Linked DNA regions of Homo sapiens: regions 1 and 3 are each linked to region 2. The links are chromatin loops, found by intact Hi-C in ENCODE. Cell type or tissue: mammary epithelial cell. All regions are shown on one strand. Links, peaks and the distances in the headings refer to the core of each region. The heading gives the core; the rest is flanking DNA.

Evidence for each region. A loop is a pair of places that touch in the nucleus more often than their neighbours do. Peaks named below come from ENCODE experiments on the same cell type or tissue, not always from the same donor. Only the 100,000 strongest peaks of a DNase experiment are listed, where the experiment ranks them.
Region 1: it touches region 2 in a loop (12-fold over the local background); 22 of 110 quality-filtered maps call a loop at or near these places.
Region 3: it touches region 2 in a loop (10-fold over the local background); 92 of 110 quality-filtered maps call a loop at or near these places.

What each region holds. Positions count from the first base shown.
Region 1 is chr15:98,901,063-98,907,118 of GRCh38, forward strand. All of the region lies in intron 5 of IGF1R (insulin like growth factor 1 receptor), which reads left to right. Among named protein-coding and RNA genes, the nearest start is that of PGPEP1L, 100 kb to the right of the region's middle. In mammary epithelial cell, for the core only: a CTCF peak has its summit at 3,615 (motif pointing left); DNase peaks (open chromatin) are centred at 2,479 and 3,599; H3K27ac peaks cover 2,173 bases.
Region 2 is chr15:98,516,743-98,522,798 of GRCh38, forward strand. No RefSeq gene overlaps it. Among named protein-coding and RNA genes, the nearest start is that of LINC02351, 99 kb to the left of the region's middle. In mammary epithelial cell, for the core only: a CTCF peak has its summit at 2,536 (motif pointing right); a DNase peak (open chromatin) is centred at 2,539.
Region 3 is chr15:98,656,757-98,662,812 of GRCh38, forward strand. The region is part of intron 1 of IGF1R (insulin like growth factor 1 receptor); the gene reads left to right. Among named protein-coding and RNA genes, the nearest start is that of IRAIN, 9.0 kb to the left of the region's middle. RefSeq lists a silencer at 2,404-2,698 and an enhancer at 4,517-5,327. In mammary epithelial cell, for the core only: a CTCF peak has its summit at 2,644 (motif pointing left); a DNase peak (open chromatin) is centred at 2,655; H3K27ac peaks cover 346 bases.

The sequences.
Region 1 (6,056 bases), core at 2,379-4,878, 390 kb after region 2:
GAAATTAAAGCCTGATTTTTATTTGCAAGAATATTTATGATGTCTTTCTCATTATCTGAAACTTGCATAAAACCTGAAGCATCAGCAAAATCTTTTTAAGGTTGCGTGCTCAGGTGTTTGGGAGGCTTTCCAGGTAAGCCCGGGCCCCTGGCCTGCTCTTACCATTTTAGATGCAGGGGAGGGCAAGTGGGCCTTGGGTTTTCCCTGCTGCTGCTGCTCCCCAGTAGTCCTGCAGCTCCAAGGATGCTGGCTCCAGCCTTTCATTCCTGCGTGCAGCTTCTAAGAGGCTCTTTCTTGAGCTTGGGCTCTTAAGAATCTTTTACCTCCCGATGGGAAGTTTTCTCTCACCCTGTCTTCCTGGCCCATGACCACAAAGGTATAGCCCATCCTCACGATGATGAGCTCCCCAAGAGCTCTGTTTGCTTCAGGTGTTGAGACCGCTAGCAACACCTCAGCTGTTCATTTCTCCTTAGACTCAGGGACAGAGTTAGGTCTGGCCCCTTCACTAGCTGCCCTCACTTCTGCAAGAAGGGAAGAGTCAGAGCGAGAAAGAGAAGGACAGGATACGATAGTCAGATAAACATCAGCAGTGCAAAGCAGAACTCGCACAGTGATACAAGGGAAAGAAAGAAATGTGCCCTAGGCATGGAGAAGAGCCAGATACCTGAGAAGATCAGACAGGCTTCTGACAAGAGGTGGCATTTGAGATGGGCCTTGAAGGCTTTCGGGAAAAACTTGAGGAAAGCAGAGGATTGAAGTGAAGAAAGGCAATTCAAGGTAGGGTGGCAGGAGCAAAGGCAACGAGTTGGGGCATCCTGGGGCCTGTTGGGCAACTAACACTGGAGAGGTGGGTGGTACTAGAGTTATGTAAGATGTTTTGCACGCAGGTATAAAGGGTTATAATTTAGGAAGACCATGGAACGTATTCAAGGCTTTTGAATAGAGGAGTGTTAGCAGAGCTGTCTGAAATTTTTATTTCGGTGTGCTTTTGGTTTAAGCCAAGATAGCTTTCATCCCAGTGTTTCTCAAACTTTGCTACACATTATGGAATCATTGGGGGTGGGGGCAGGGGTGGAGTTGAGAAATCCTGATGTCCAAGTTGCACCCCCACCCCAATTCAATAGGAGCGTTTGGGGTTAGGATCCAGGAATCAGTGCTTGTCTAAAGATCCCTAGGCACTTCAGCAGGCAGCAAAGATTGGAAACCACTGCTTTATCCCTTCATTTCTTCCCATGTGCATATCACAAAGCACTTTGACGGTTTTTTTTCCTAAATATTTTCCCCTCACACTGCTGCCTAATGTTTTAGAGGTTCACCCATGTTGTTAACACGTGTCACACTATTTTCTTGAACTTTTTTTTTTTTTTTTTTTTGAGATGGAATCTTGCTGTGTCGCCCAGGCTGGAGTGTAGTGGCGCTGTCTCGGCTCACTGCACCCTCTGCCTCCTGGGTTCAAGCGATTCTCCTGCCTCAGCCTCCTGAATAGCTGGGATTACTGGCACGCACCACCACGCCCGGCTTATTTTTGCTTTTAGTAGAGACGGACTTTCACCGTGTTGTTCAGGCTGGTCTCAAACTCCTGACCTTGTGATCCGCCCGCCTCAGCCTCCCAATGTGCTGGGATTACAGGCTTGAGCCACCACGCCCGGCCTTCTTGAACTTCTTTTATAGCCAGTGATAACATAAATGTTTCCATTTGGTTCAATAGGATGAAAGTTCTGTTCTGTAGCCTTTTGTTTTTGATGGAGAACAGAACAATTCAAGGTACAGAGATCCTTCAACTCTGACAACCTTGGCTTTCCAAAATGTCACTGAGATCCCCCTCAAAAAGTCTCCTGAGCCATCCAGAACAGAAAATTCAAGCATTTTACATAGAGTAGAGCTCTTATTCCTCACTCAGAGCCTGTTGACTTTTATATCGCACTCGGCGTGAGCTGATTTTGTAACCCAGTTACAAAAGCCATAGCCATGGTTTCCTCAAGGACACCATAGGGTGTATTTCTAGAGTAATGACCTTAGACATTAAGAAAATCAAGACCGCTCTGCTGTTTACAAAGGAAACAGGTTTTGTAATCCACATGTACACAATTTTTATAAAATAGCTAATTTTTAAGCTCTTGAGTAAGAGAATATTTTCACTATCTGGAAAATCCCCTTGTTTGGACAACCTTGTTTCCTGATGGCATCAGATAAATAAGGAGTTAAAGTTTCACATTATTTGGTGCTACCAAGGATTGTTGCCTTGAAAAGAAGAAGGAAAAAGTAGATGGAGGGTGGTGAGTTAAAAGAATTGAAATTCGCGGATAGGCATTTCTATGCTTTTGTTCCTACCACTCGACTGTGCAACACGCAGTGCTTTGTAATACCTTCTTGGAGCTCAAAGGTCAGGCTGAAACATGGCCGCTTTTTCACATTTCCCTGGGACTTTTGGAAAATATACACCAACCCTGTGACCTAGCAATTCCGGGATCCACCCAAGAGAAATGAAAACATGCCCACACAAGACTTGTGTATGAATGCTGGTAGCAGTATTACTCATAATAGCCTCCCGGGATTCCCCCGACCCCCAGCCCAAAAGAAAGACCCACTGGAAACCATTCAGATGTTCATCAGCAGATGAGTGGATAGAAAGATAAATGGATAAATGAAATGTGGCACAAAGGACAACTGACTACTCAACAATAAAAAGACGTGAAGTATGACACGTGTTACAACATGGGTGAACCTCTAAAACATTAGGCTAAGTGAAAAGAAAAAATCCAGACACAAAAGACTACATATTATATGACTCATTCGTATGTAATTTGCAGAAAAGGCAAAACTATAGAGACAGAAAGCAGACCAGGGATGGCTGCAAGGAAGAGGTGGAGATTGACCACCAATGGGAATGAGGGAACTCTTGGATGATGGAAGTGTTCTGGAACTGAGTAGTGGTGATGGTTGGACAGTTGTGTAAATTTACGGAAGCTCATGGAATGATGGGTGAATTTTTTTTTTTTTTTTTTTTTGAGATGGAGTCTCACTCTGTCACCCAGGCTGCAGTGCAGTGGCGCTGTCTCGGATCACTGCAAGCTCCGCCTCCGGGTTCACACCATTCCCCTGCCTCAGCCTCCCGAGTAGCCGGGACTACAGGCGCTCACCACCACGCCCGACTAATTTTTTTGTATTTTTAGTAGAGACGGGGTTTCACCATGTTAGCCAGTATGGTCTCGATCATCTGACCTCGTGATCTGCCTGCCTCGGCCTCTGAAAGTGCTGGGATTACAGGTGTGAGCCACCGTGCCTGGCCTGATGGGTGAATATTTGATAGGCAGGTTATACTTCAGAAGTAAAGCTATTTTTAAGAAACACCTAAACAAAGAGGAAACATTGTCTGAATATCTGTATGGTGCCTGGTTCCACCTAGATAGACATATCCACCCTTGCTGAACCCCTAAGGTTGATGTAAATATTGGATTTGGGGGAGAGTGGACATGATATAAACCAGCCTGTTTGCAGATGGATTGGTGGGAGCATCTGCAGAAAGGCAAAAAAGGCCAAATACTCTTATCAGTTGCAGATGGCTCTGTTGCTGATGACAGCCTGTGTCCTGGGTTCTGATGCCCCCTAGAGACAGCCGTGAAGAGGCAATTTTCTCCTCGAAGGAAGGAACTGGAATGATTGGTTGTATAATTGCAGAATTGTTTTCAGTATGTCAGCAAGCACTGAAAATGGGGAAACTGTCCCTTCCTACCTCTGTAGGCTGGAGACCTCGGGTTCAGCTCCATTTATCAGGGCACAGGACCTTCCTGTTCTGAGACTTTGTTCCAGGGGACTTTCACACTTCAGAGAATAGCACATGTCATCCTGCACTTTTGTGGGGTGATTAAAAGCTCACGGTATCCTTTTATGTTTAGCCCATCCAATTCTTCCAACTGGCCTCAGCCAGAAAAGCAGGGAAGGCACCCCCAGTTTGCAGCTGAGAGACTCCAGCCTGGGAGAGCTGAATAAATCTTTTGCCCAGAGGGGTTCCTCAGTAAATGCTGGAGATGAGGCTCAGACCTGACCTTTGGATTCCCAGATGGAGTGCTCTGAACCGTGTACCTGGGGCTGTCTTCACCACTCAAATATCGATAGAGATAACATAGAGATGTCCTCAGGAAGATAACCAACTGTTCCCATCCTGTGTGGTCTACAGATTGGGAGATAGGGCCTACCCAAGTGTAGAAATAAACATTTTTTACAACATAGAGAAGGCTGAGAACCAGGATACCAATATCAATAAAATCTGGATATCATAGAGCACATGGAAGCTAAAGAAAAATAAGTAACTGGTCAGGTGTGGTGGCTCACACCTGTAATCCCAGCACTTTGGAAGACCATGGCAAGGCATTGCTTGAGCCCAGGAGTTTGAGACCAGCCAGGGCAACATAGTGAGATACCAGCTGTTAAAAAAAAAAAAGAAAAGAAAAATTAACCAAGCATGGTGGGGCATACCTATGGTCCCAGCTACTTGGGAGGCTGAGGTAGGAGGGTAGCTTGAGCCTGGGAAGTTGAGGCTGCAGTGCTCTGTCATTGCACCACTGCACCCCAACCTGGATTACAGAGTGAGACCCTGTCTCAAGGGGAAAAAAAAAAAAAAACCTAATTTTTAAAAGCATTCTTTGAATGTAAAGGCAGTAAGCTAAGAAACAATTAGGAAATCACATTTACTGAATAATTTACTTAAGTAATCTTTTTCTTCAGGAAACAATGATAACTTTAGCGTATGCATATTTTAAAGATGTGCAGACAGGTCTCTGCCTTTTACCTTCTCTTAATTCTCACCTAATCATGGAAGGAATTTAGCGGGGAGCCTTGCCCCAAGCTGTGGCTCGAAAAACAAGCATGGTATTGACAGGCAGCTCATGAATGGCTTGATTATTATTTTGACAAGGGTTTTATTTTTATTTTTCTTTAGCTTCCACAGGCTCCATAATGCCTGGGTTTTATTGATATTGGTATCCTGGCTCCCAGCCTCTTCAATGATTGTAAAAAATGTTTGTGTTTACTGTAAAAAGATAATCTTGCTTTTCAAAGTGATTAGTCAAATACACAGAATTTCAGTGTGCCTGCCATTCATTTGTCAAATTCCTGGTTTATAATTCATGCTTCCTCCCGTGGGGGAGAAGAATGTTTTGTTCAGAAGGTATTTTTGGTGTGGTTCCGTTCCCTGCTAGTGAAATTAGTTTATGAAAAGAGGCCTGGTTCTGGGTGTAGATGGAAGTTTGGCCTGATTAATTGGTCCTTACCGGCAGCCCAGAGGTTTCTTCATCAACAAGGAGATTTTGTCCTGTAACTAACTCAGGTACCTGGAAGCAGCCCGACATTTGGGGGTGCATCGCTGCAGTCTCCTTTGGAGCTGGAGAAACCTATGAGCAAGAATGGGCTTATGACACATCCATTTCCACTCCATCCCTCCTTCCGTTGTATGACTGCATGGAGCCCCTCTGACCTCCAGCAGTGTCACCTGCAGCCTGGTAGTGAGAAACAGCAGGTATGGATGGGGTCTACCCCCAGCAACAGTAGCGCCAGCTGGGCCATATCCTGGCACTGCTCCCCAGGAAACACACCTTGTGTTGCATTGACCAGATCTGGGATCATTTGGACAATGTCTTATGCTGCTTTTCCAGGATAGCTGTGTGTTCAGGAGGGAGCCCTTACTGAAAGGAAAGAACTGTTGACTTACAAGTTTTTGCTACCGGTTTGGTGGTCACTAATGTGTCCAGAGGCCTGAAGATGGGCGTGTGAGGAGCCTGACTTAGCTTCAGAGGCTCTGTCTTTCGACTCACTTGTGTGCTCACTGCACCCCTGTGCTGGCAGGACTCCAACCTCCACCCCCAGCACTTGTGTGGACAGAGAGCCCAGTGCTCAGGAAAGGGTTGGGCTTCAGGCTTGTGATGCAGATTCCGTGGTGGCTCTGTGACTCCTTCTGGTCGTTCTTAAAGTAGACAGGGAGCTTAGATGTCACCTGTGCATTCCCCTTGTTGTCCTACGAGTGAGTAAACAGGGCTACAGATAGCACTAAGGGATCTGCG
Region 2 (6,056 bases), core at 1,571-4,070:
TTGGCTGAGCTGGGCAGCCAGGTTGCTTGTTAAAAGTTGATAGCGGCCAGGCGCAGTGGCTCACGCCTGTAATCCCAACACTTTGGGAGGCCGAGGCGGGTGGATCACCTGAGGTCAGCAGTTCAAGACCAGGCTGCCCAACAAGGCAAAATCCCGACTCTACTGAAAATACAAAAAAAAAAAAAAAAAAAAAAATTAGCCGGGCATGGTGGCCAGCGCCTGTAATCCCAGCTGCTCGGGAGGCTGAGGCAGAGGAATCGCTTGAACCTGGGAGGCGGAGGTTGCAGTGAGCCGAGATAGTGCCACTGAACTCCAGCCTGGGTGACAAGAGCAAAACTTTGTTTCAAATAAGTTGACAGCAGGCCTCCACAGTTTTAGAGAATGATTTCTTAACAAATCTTGCAACCTATAAATGTCTTGGTCTTTGGCGTCACTTTAATGAAGAGTCCCCAAGCTGGCCCTCCCGAAAGGTGGTGTGCAACATGGTTCATCCACAAGCCAGCTGTTACGGGCCATTAAGCCCAAAATTTACAAAGCACTGGATCAACACAGAAAGACAGTTGAGTACAGTGGTTCATGCCTGTAATCCCAGCACTTTGGGAGACCTCAGTGATCACTTGAGCCCAAGGCTTTGAAAGCAACTTGGGCAACATAGTGAGACCCCATCTTTACAGATAATAAAATATTAGCTGGGCGTGGTGGCACATGCCTGTAGTACCAGCTACTTGGGAGGCTGAGGTGGGAGGATCGCTTGAGCCTGAGAGGTAGAGGCTGCAGTGGGCTGTGATCACACCACTTTACTCCAGGCTGGGCAACAGAGAGAGACCCTGCCTCAAAAAAAAAAAAAAGAAAGAAAAAGGAAAAGGAAAAGGAAAAGGAAAAGGTGCTTGTTATAAACCACATTATATTCAGAGAGTAATCTCACCCATGTTTTTTTTTTTTTTTTTGAGAGGGAGTCTCACTCTGTCGCCCAGGCTGGAGTGCAATGGTGCTATCTTGGCTCACTGCAGGCTCCGCCTCCCATCACCCATGTTTTAAGAAATGCAAAAATACAAAAGTCAAAAGCAAACACATCAAAATGCTCACAGCAGTTAACTATGGATGATTTTATTTTCTCCATCCTTTGTAACAGTTCCTAAATATTAAACGACGAGCATGTACTAGAAAAATTGATAAGTATTAATATTATTGTATCTTAAATGTGATAGGACAATTTCAAGACTGGAAAAGAGTTAATTATCAAAAGGAAATATTTTTAGGAGGACCAAAGTGAAATGACATGATGTATGTTCAAACCACTTCCTTATCTTTCTTTTTGTTTCGAAAAACTTCTCTGCATTCAAAAAGAAAAGTTAAACCTTCTTTTCTTCTTTAAGCAATGAGGAGGTCCAATATTACTCCAAATTAGACTATTTCAACATCCCGAGTGGCAGGAGACGGCTCCCATTTCTTTCTTTCTTTCTTTTTTTTTTTTTTTTTTTTGAGATAGAGTCTCTGTCTGTCGCCCAGGCTGGAGCGCAGTGGCGAGATCTCAGCTCATGGCAATCTCCACCTCCCATGTTCAAGCGATTCCCCTGCCTCAGCCTCCTGAGTAGCTGGGATTACAGGCACATGCCACCACACCCAGCTAATGTTTTGTATTTTTAGTAGAGCCGGGGTTTCACCATGTTGGCCAGGATGGTCTGGATCTCCTGACCTCGTGATCCACCCGCCTCAGCCTCCTAAAGTGCTGGGATTACAGGTGTGAGCCACCGCGCCCGGCCTCCCATTTCTTATTAACTACAAAAATAGTAAAATAGTAGGAAATCAAATGATTGTTTTCATGAAACTTTCTTTTTCTTTTTTTTTTTGAGACAGAGTTTCACTCTTGTTGCCCAGACTGGAGTGCAGTGGTGTGATCTCGGCTCACTGCAGCCTCCGCCTCCTGGGTTCCAGCAATTCTCCTGCCTCAGCCTCCAAAGTAGCTGGCATTACAGGCACCCACCACCACACCCGGCTAAATTTTTTTTTTTTTTAATTTTTAGTAAAGATGGGGTTTCACCATGTTGGCCAGGCTGGTCTCGAACTCCTGGCCTCAGGTGATCCGCCCGCCTCTGCCTCCCAAAATGCTGGGATTACAGGCGTGAGCCGCCGCACCCAGCCAAAACTTCCTTTTTTTAGAAAGGGAAAAAGGAAATAGGTATAAAGTCATTTCGCATTCCTATCACATTAAAACAACTTAATTTTAGTAGCTGTCTTATGCTGTCACTAATAACACTAAAATTCTTCACTCACTGAGTATTCTACATATTGGGGCGGGGTGAAAGTAATGTAATCCATAAATATGTGTGAAATACATGCAGATGATTGAAACTCCATCCTAAAGTACTTCAGGGCTAACTCTTGTAATTCTCCCCACTTCCGAGATGACCTAGCACCCCCACACTCCATGCAACTCTGCCCCTCACCACGCTGGCTCGCTAAGACAGCCGCTAGCCTTGACCGAGCTTTTAAAAGTCTTTTTGGCTTAATAGCCACTAGGGGGCGCTAGAAGCGTGTGAGGAAAGCGACCTCCATCTGCAGATCAAAAACGTGGAGGGTTTTGATCACAGATGAGCGCTGGATTCTTCAGGGAATGACTGCGAGCTAGCATCTCCAAAATCTCAAGGAAGCCACACAATAAACTGTACAAGTCATTGTTTTCATTAACTCAGGAACAACTTCAGTGCAGAGAAATAAAACCCTGTCTTTCTCAACCAACTTTGCCCACCAGATAACAATACCTGCTGTGAGTGAAATTGTATCCGTATAAAACAAGAAAACTTTGTCTCTTTCAACAGATCAGACTCAAATCTGAAAGAAAGGTAGCTGACATAGGTATTGACTAAAACTTACATATTCTTTTTACTTACTGCAGGGAGGGAAATAAAGATCTTAAAAGTAACACAATTTTAATATTTCACCCACAATCCTACTGTCCTAACAAATGGTTTTCATTTCTCTCTGTTACTTTTCAGTCCCTACTCAAAATGCATAGAATTGCATCAGTGCCAAAAATCAAAATTGATATAACTTCATTCCACATCACAAAGTTTTGGAACTGAATCAAACCTCGGAGATTGAAGACCAACCAATCCCCTCATTTACAAATGGGGAAACCGAGGTAGCTGGGCATAGCACACAGTATCTCACTTAATTCTCATAACAACACTATAAGATATGTGCTGTTATTGTCCCCAGTCTAGAGATGACAATACCGAGACCAGAGAGGTTAAGACACTTGCTCAAGGTCACACAGCTAGTAAGTTAGTGGTAGACATTCATACAGGCTTTCTGGCTCACTGCCTGGCAACTCTGGACGGACACTCTGGACTCCAGAATCCCAATGCAGGATTCATTCTGCCTCTGAGGGTGCACTTATTCTAATACTCACTCCAGAATGGTTTTTTTTTTAATCTATTATATTCTTTCAATAACATTCTACTCTGTAAATTAGATTTTACAGAGCTCTTCGCCAAGGAAGATCACGTATACCTTCTCCCCAGTGGGAAGACAGAAAACCTCAGCTGGGGCCCCAGCTCCTTCCCTAAGTGAGGCATGGTAAGCCAGAGCTGCTTCCTGTTGTGCGTCAGGATCATCTTCCAACACATCTACTGGATACATGCCTGCTGGGGTGAAAGAGGCAAGAAAGGACATTAGTTTTACTCTTTTGTGAAAGGAAAGTCACTTATTCCTTGAGGAGTTTTTTAAAAAGTGAACACTTGGGCCAGGCACAGTGGCTCACGCCTGTAATCCCAGCACACTGGGAGGTGGAGGCGGGAGGATCACGAGGTCCGGAGATCGAGACCATCCTGGCTAACATGGTGAAACCCCGTCTCTACTAAAAAATATACAAAAAATTAGCCGGGCTTTGTGGCGGGTGCCTGTAGTCCCAGCTACTCAGGAGGCTGAGGCAGGAGAATGGTGTGAACCCGGGAGGCGGAGCTTGCAGTGAGCCGAGATTGCGCCACTGCACTCCAGACTGGGCAACAGAGCGAGACTTCGTCCCCAAAAAAAAAAAAAAAAAAGTGAACACTTGCTCTAAAAATTATGTTCACCTATTTTTTTTTCTTTTTTTTAGAGACAGGGTCTGGCTATGTTGCCCAGGCTGGACTTGAACTCCTGGGCTCAAGTCATCCTCTGAAGTAGCTGGGACTATAGGCACATTGCACCTTGCCTGGCTCACCTATTTTTTTTAAAAATTAAAACAAACAAACAAACAAAAAGCAGCCCAGCAGAGGGTACCAAAGAAAATAGAAAACATTCCTGATGGCAGGGTTGGCCCCAACCCCAAGGAGATGAAGCGTGAGCCCTCTTAAGATGGCTGTAGAGTCAGCCTAGAGACCATGCAGACATGCTGGTACCCTGAGCATGAGACTAACGGGATAGAACTTGATGACTTGGTCAAAATCCAGCTTGAGTTATTATTTTGCTAGCTTACATTGGCCGTGCAGGTTCATAAGATTATGCCAATTCTTCTGCTTTAATTGGGCTAGTCTTTGTAAGACTCTGTAAGAACACTGCTAGTATGAATTATAAAACTACATGTCCACACACAGACGGGCTATCGTACATATTAATGTGCTGGTTATTCGTCAACTCTTCCTCTGCAGCTCTTTCCTCTCACCTTACTTTTGAAGGTAAATTATATCCTTGAATACTCAGATGATGGTTTTGTGTGTGTGACAGGTCTCATTCTGTCGCCCAGGCTGGAGTACAGTGGTGCGATCTTGGCTCACTGCAACCTCGGCCTCCGGGTTTCAAGCAATTCTTGTCCCGTAGCCTCCCAAGTAGCTGGGACGACAGACACGCACCACCATGCCTGGTTAGTTTTTGTATTTTTAGTAGAGCCAGGGTTTAACCATGTTGGCCAGGCTGGTCTTGAACTCCTGACCTCAAGTGATCCACCTGCCTCAGCCTCCCAAAGTGCTGGGATTACAGGCATGAGCCACCACACCCAGCCAGCTAAAACAAATAGATAGCATCCAACTTCAGCTGAGAAGCAGCAGTCTGTTTCCCACTCTGCAGAGACCAAAGATTCTGGCTGGCATGTCCCCAAGTGGGGAGGGGGCTGTATCCCCAATCTGTGGACCCCACCTCAGCCTCCAATTCACCTCTGAGCATCCCATAGGGGAAGGAGGCTGCCACAGCAACTGCCTCCTCCTCCTCCTCCTCCTCACCCCCGCCCCCCCAAGATAAGCCTGGACGTAAACACCTACTTGGTGCCCCTTGTGGAACAGCAGCTTCCCCTGCTTGTTTCGGAAGCACCATTCCCCCTGCCAATCACTATTCTGGAATCAAAGACTGCAATAAGTGGCAAAAAGTGTCAAGTCTTCAGTCCACCAAGTTTGCCTAGGAAGAATTTCACTGCTGGGAATAGCTCCTGGAGGGAAAGGCTCCTAACTTTGGGAGGATGTCAACAGCTTCAGTGGGCCAGAACTCAGCCTCTGCAGAAGCCTCACCTCCTTGTCCCCCACCTTCCAGGGTGAAAATGTCATGGGCATACAGAGTGGTAAATAAACAGCTGAGTAAACACATTCTTTCAGCCCCCTGGCCTGAACCTACAAGCCTTCCCTACGCCTTACTGGGCCCTCCAGGTGCACAGCTTAGGAGCCAAATGGATCCGCGATGGCACCCCAGTTCCTTCCTCAGGGACCATTCAGATCTGCCATAAACACCAAGCTGAGCCTGCACCCCCTCTCTCCCATCGTCCTGACACCACCTCTCTCCCATCGTCCTGATGTGCATCCCTTAGCTCAGGGCTGCAGCATCTTTTCTTTTTCTTTTTTTTCTCTCTCCCATCGTCCTGACATTCATCCCTTAGCTCAGGGCCACAGCATCTTTTCTTTTTCTTTTTTTTCTCTCTCCCATCGTCCTGACGTGCGTCCCTTAGCTCAGGGCCACAGCATCTTTTCTTTTTCTTTTTTTTCTCTCTCCCATCGTCCTGACATTCATCCCTTAGCTCAGGGCCACAGCATCTTTTCTTTTTCTTTTTTTTCTCTCTCCCATCGTCCTGACGTGCGTCCCTTAGCTCAGGG
Region 3 (6,056 bases), core at 1,640-4,139, 140 kb after region 2:
TTACATAATACGAATGCCGTTTGTTCAGAATTGTGTATCTCCATCCATCCGTCCATCGTCCAAATTCTGCGAGTTTGAAATACATTGTTGTTGCTGTTTTGTATACTTTTGTTCAACCATTTTCTTTTTAACATGGCACTAGCTTTCTCAAACTGGCTTTGGAATTATTTGTCAGTTTAAAAATAAATACCACTTTAAAAATTACTCTTGACATGGGAGAACAAATATATTTTGATAGTTGTTAGAGCATAAATATTTTATAGAGCATAACTTGAAATTTTTCCTGATACATTGTGATTGCTTTCAGCTTGTCCTCTGCTGTAAAAAATATAGTCGTGGTTAGTCTCTGTAAAGTTGGTTATTGGGAATATGTGCTTGATTACGTAAATGAGACATCACCAATTTAAGTCAGCCAAAGTTTAGTCAATAGAACTTTAAAGAACAGAAGTCTAATGGTAATTAGGGAGAGATGAATTTATTTGTAGGAGTTTTCCCCAAATTCAAAGCGTCTTAGTGACCTTTGATAACTTCCTGGAAAAAGTAGGAAGCATGGAGAGAAATTCCAGGTAGGAGCCCATGATCCAATTGACTGCATCAGCTTACAAAGTGTTTTCTAAGTCATTAGCTATTAATTCTGTCTAGATTGTAAAATCCCTCTCAGTTGTGTCCACATTTATCTGTGTTGTCCTGTATTTATTCTCTTTACCTAATTTCCCTGAGTCTCATTTTAGTGGGATAATACACAAGCTTACAGACTCAGGACTTTAAAGAGAAGCACAGATTGCCACGAAAACAAATGAACACAGAGACCAGTAGCAGCAGAGGGAGATCTGCTGTGAGGCTTCCCTTAGTTCTGTTGTCTGATTTCTGTGGATAATGAGTTCACTGCATATGTTAGGTCACAACATGATATCGTGTAGTCGTAGGTACAGAACTTTTGTTATGGTAGCCTTTCTTCGTCAGGTGATACAATTGGGATTTTCTTTCTCACATGCACCTCAGTAAAATTTTCAGCAACAGAGATTGGCTCAGGATGGAATTTGTTCAGTTTCAGTTCTGCAGCCTGTCCTTTTCTGGGGAGACTCATTAATTGAATGTTGCCTTTCGATCTCACTGAGTCACTTGAAATCGCTCAGATTGACCCCTATTCCGGGATCCAGCCTGGTCCAGTGCAGACCTGCATTGACTCTGACTACATGCTGAGTTGGCCTCTGAACCAGTTCCTGTACCATTCCCTTAGTCTGATGGACTTGCCAGCTCCAAATACTCAGAACGTGCCTCTTGTGGTCCTAGGATCAAGTCCAGGGTCCTTAGAATCAAGTAATGAAACAGGTCCTTAGTAATCCTGTGCTGTAGGGATCCACTGTTAGTTCCTGGTACTCCCCAGCATCTGTGCATTAGCTTGATGGAAAGGAAGCTGTGTTATGCCTGTCTTCAAGTTTTTGCTTCTGCTGTTTCCATAGCTGAGAATGTTTTTCCTCTTCACTACTCTGCTACTTCTCCTTCCATCCTCAATACTGAATAGCAGAAAGTGCCGCTTAAGAACACAGGAAGGTCACCATAGCTTTAGTTTCTCCTTAGCTGCCAATTAGTTCTTTGGTCCTAAAGTTATTAACTTTTCTGAGTCTTGATAGAAATGCGGAGACTTAAAAATATTTGGGGGAGACATTTCTCCTTTTCTCACTAAACAACAGAATGAAAACCTTTTCTAACAGGTTTAGAAAACCAAAGTCAGAAAAATTGTGAGGAAATAGAATAGGTTTTTTAAATTGAAATAATTTCCAAGTTCCAGGTGGATCTGTAAAATAGGGACAAGATCATAACTTTCAAAAGGCAGCACGCTAAGTCAGGTGATTCCTTTCCCCCATATGCCTTTTCTGTGGTTTGAATAGGTCAGAGATGCCATCTTTACATTTCCAAGTCAAATTCCTCTTCCTTCTTGAAGGTTTTTGGGATTTCCCTAACTTGTATAGATCTACTTTCCCATTACTCCTTTTGAGTTCATAACCCACGGTTTTGCTGGTTGACAGTGATTTGTCTTGTTCCTTGCTTGTAATTTTATTAGGACCATGGAGCCAAAGTGGCTGGTTTGAATCTCAGCTCTTCAGTAGCTAAGCTCTCAGGCAAATAATTTAATCTTCTTGTGCCTCAGTTTCCTCATCTGTGAAATTATAATTTTAATAGAATCTACTTTAAACATTCATAGAAATCAAATTCGTACACATGTCAAGTGCCTAGAATAGAACCTGGCACCTGGTATTAAGCCCTTGGACTTCAACTGCTACTGTTCTTAGGGTTGTGACATCCTCGAACAGAGATGTTCTTTGGATAGAAATATAAGGCTTACTTGATGTTTGATTGTCCTTGCCATTTAAATATGTTATAGAACCTGGCACATAGGTGCTCAATAAATGTATAATAAAACTTTATTTTGCTAAGGTGTTTATTAACAAGATGGCATGTTGCTTATTAAACAGTTGTGATTTTTTTTTTCAGTAAACGATGGTCATCCCCCTGCAGTTTGCCTTCCATTTCAGAGATCTGTTTATTACACTTTCTCCCTTAATATTGTCATTTGTCAATTTCTGCTCACACCTGAGAGGTGTCCAGTGTGCACTTTGCCCATCTCGCCTATGCATAGGCTCCATCTAGTGGCCAGAAGGGAAATTCAGCATATTAGGTGACTGAATTAATAGTGCCCCAAGGAGGAAGATAGCGATCCCAACCCACTCTCTGGCTTGCTTCCTGGGGACTGATTGCAAGAAAATGTGGATACTACAGACTTCTGTAGAAATCACTGGGCTACAGTTTTGGATTAAGGTTACTCTACTGTGTCAGTGCGAGCTGTCCTGAGAGAATTAGGGTCTTCCTAAGTGATGCAGACAGGCGCACTGCAACTCCATGGCAGAGCTGTTAACACCTAGTGTGTCTTTTACAGTTAGAGTTTTAAGATAATTTTACAGGACTTTAATAAATTTAAAGCTCCAAAATATTTGAGATTAGAGATTAAAAAAACACTACTGATTTCATTTGGAAAAATACAGCAAGATTTACCTTCCATTGCTCTATTTAAACAGGTAGTAACACTTTCATTCTCTTCTCTCTCCCCTTTGGCTATTCTATGTGGTTAAGATGCTCGCCAGCCAGAAATACTCACAGAGAATAAGAATAAATACATCCAGTGTTGTGTTAGGTCCCACACCGTCTATATTTCGCTAGCTAATTTTATGTATTTTGTTTCATGTTTTATTGATATTTTCAGAATCTTTCTTGCTGAGATTACACAAAATATATAGCTGGTTATTCAGTTTTACGTGTCAAAAGCCTTAAACCTGTTTCCCCATGATTGCCTTTTATTATTTTTAATTCGGAAATCTTTGTTTGGCTGTCTGAGAGAGAACTTCAGCCTCCCTTCCTCCCAGACATTTTGAACAGTTCAGGCTGTACTCATTCGTGTCTCTTTGTCTTGGCAGGTGGAAGCCCCTCTGCTTGGAATAGCAAACAATACTACCAGCTTGCCCTCTGGCAAGCTCCTTTAAGAGTTAGCTGTAATTTCACCCTCTCTCTGGCCTTGATTCTGCATGCAGAATGATTGCACTGACTTGAGCTCCTGTGGTCTCTTGCTATACCTCCTATTTGGGCATCTCCCCCATATTGCTTTCCCCCACCATTGGGGAGGGGAATGGTACCTTGGTTATCTTTGAATTCCCAGGAGGTGGCCCAGTGCCTGGTGCATAGGAGGAGCTGAAGAAACGGAAGACTTCTTAAAGGGATACTCGCCATTCACTTTGAAGCACTTCTTTGTACAACAAATTTATTTTCATCTGATCATTGCACCTCTGCTAGCCAAAACATTTTATCACACCAGTTACTGCTGCATGGAACTTGAAAGCAATAAAATTATCTTTAAAATCATTGTTTGATTAGGCTTTTTGCACATTGAGGTGAATAAAAAAAATTAGAACTCCTGGAAGGGTAATTTGTGAGTCTGGCCTTGTGTCAAGATCACCTCATCCCTGTGGATGGAGACTTTGTTCCATAAGTTCCCTATAGATAAGATGTAATGAATAATTCATTGGCACCGATTTATGTCTGTAGTGTGCTTTTAAACCCTCTTGGAGCTGGGTTCCTGAGGAGGAAGCATCTGCAGGCTGGACTCGGCTGCCTGGTGGTCTCCGGAGTGGCCTGGTGCAGAGGGCCAGGGTGGCATCTCAGAAAGTTGGGTGGGTAGGGTACTTGCACACCTGCTGACCTTGAGTTACAGGGTGGACCTAGGTCATTTCACAGGCCCTTCCAGCCTTCAGATCTCAAGATACTAGGCAGAGAGAGAGATGGAGATTTGAGGGAGATGTGGTTGGAACAAGCAGAATCACCACGTATGGAAGTTGGCTTCTATTTTTTGCATTGTTTTCTTGGTGAGGCCAGTAAGCTTTTGCCTCACTCCTGGGAGGGACAGTAGCAAGGTCTTACAGGTCTCTCTATCATTGAAGCACCCTCTCCAACCCTGCCGGTTTTGGTTGCTGGTGAAGGCCTTTGACAGTGTCCTGGTAGGGCGACGGTGAGGCCAGCTCCCGACCTCTGGACAGAAGAAAGCTTACTTGTCTAGGTTGGTGTCAAGGGGACTCCTGAACTTAATGAACACCTTAGAAATTATCCTTAAAGTCTCCTCTTCCGAGGAGTGGGGTGGGATATTTCTTGCAGAAAATGTAAACATAATCATTTGAAGCTGGAATGTTAATATTCAAGAGTAGCTTGTAAAAAAGCATCTTGTGAAATTCTCATGTGAATGCTGAACCGGCTGGATGTGAACTTAGCTGGACAGCCTGGCCTGTCTTTGCTCTGCTCTTCTCCGTGCGGTTTGCATATGTGCAGGGCTTCCTTTGAAGCCTTGTCCCCTCAAACAATTCACTGTCTCCCTCTCTCCCACGCATGGAGGCATGTTGGAAAGGGAGCTCCAGGCCTCAGTGTCTCTGCCTGTGATTGGAATAACACTGCTCTAGCAGGGATGCCAATGAGAATTAGCAATAGATAATGTATCCAAGCTGCCCAGCAAACCTGGCAAATAGAAAGCATCCAATAAATGGATGCTTTTCTCTTTTTTTCTCCTCCTCATGGTGGGTGGCCCTGGTGGGCTCTCTCTGGGGCCTCCAGTCCTCCTTCCCCACAACACTGGGGAATTGCTGCCAGTTGAATAGGGCCCTTTTTTTTTTTTTTTTTTTTTTTTTTGAGACAGTCTTGCTCTGTTGCCCAGGCTGGAGTGCAGTGGTGCAATCTCCGCTCACTGCAACCTCTGCCTTACTGCAACCTCTTCCTCCCAGGTTCAAACAATTCTTGTGGATCAGCTTCCCAAGAAGCTGGGATTACAGGCGTGTGCCACCACGCCTGGCTAATTTTTTTTTTTTCTAGTAGAGACGGGGTTTAGGCATGTTGGTCAGGCTGGTCTCAAACTCCTGGCCTCAAGCAATCCACCGACCTCGGCCTCCCATAGTGCTGGGATTACAGATGTGAGCCACTGTGGCTGGCCAAGGAGGGTCTTTTTTTGCACATCTACAGTGAAAGGTTTGAACCCGGACGTCTGAGTCTCAGGTCAGTTGTTGAAACCACTAAGTAACCACCTTGCTTCTCTGTGCCTGAAGAGAATGGGTTTTTAGGTTAACCAGGCTGACTGGTTCAAGGTCATGTCCCTATCTGTGGAAGGGGAGTGGGAGTGGAAGGTGAGTGGTGACAGAGTATGGAACCCTGTTTCTGATATCTAGATTATTTGAGGGCCTCCAGTGGTCTCTGCTCCATGGAAAGCATATGAAAGAATATGATTTTTTTTTTTTACTCGAGCTTGTTGTCTAGTTGGGAAAACTCAACTACTGGTGGAGAGTAACAGATGCTATGAGTTTAGTGCTAAGTTATGGGATGCTGACCGGAGAGAAGTATGTGGGCTGCAGGCAGTGGGGTCACGGAACTGCAGAATGGCTTGAGAAGCTTTAAGGAGGATGTCTGACTTTAGTGTGCCCTAAATATTTGACTCTCAAGATCCAAGGAGGCAGCTCCCCAGGAGAGGA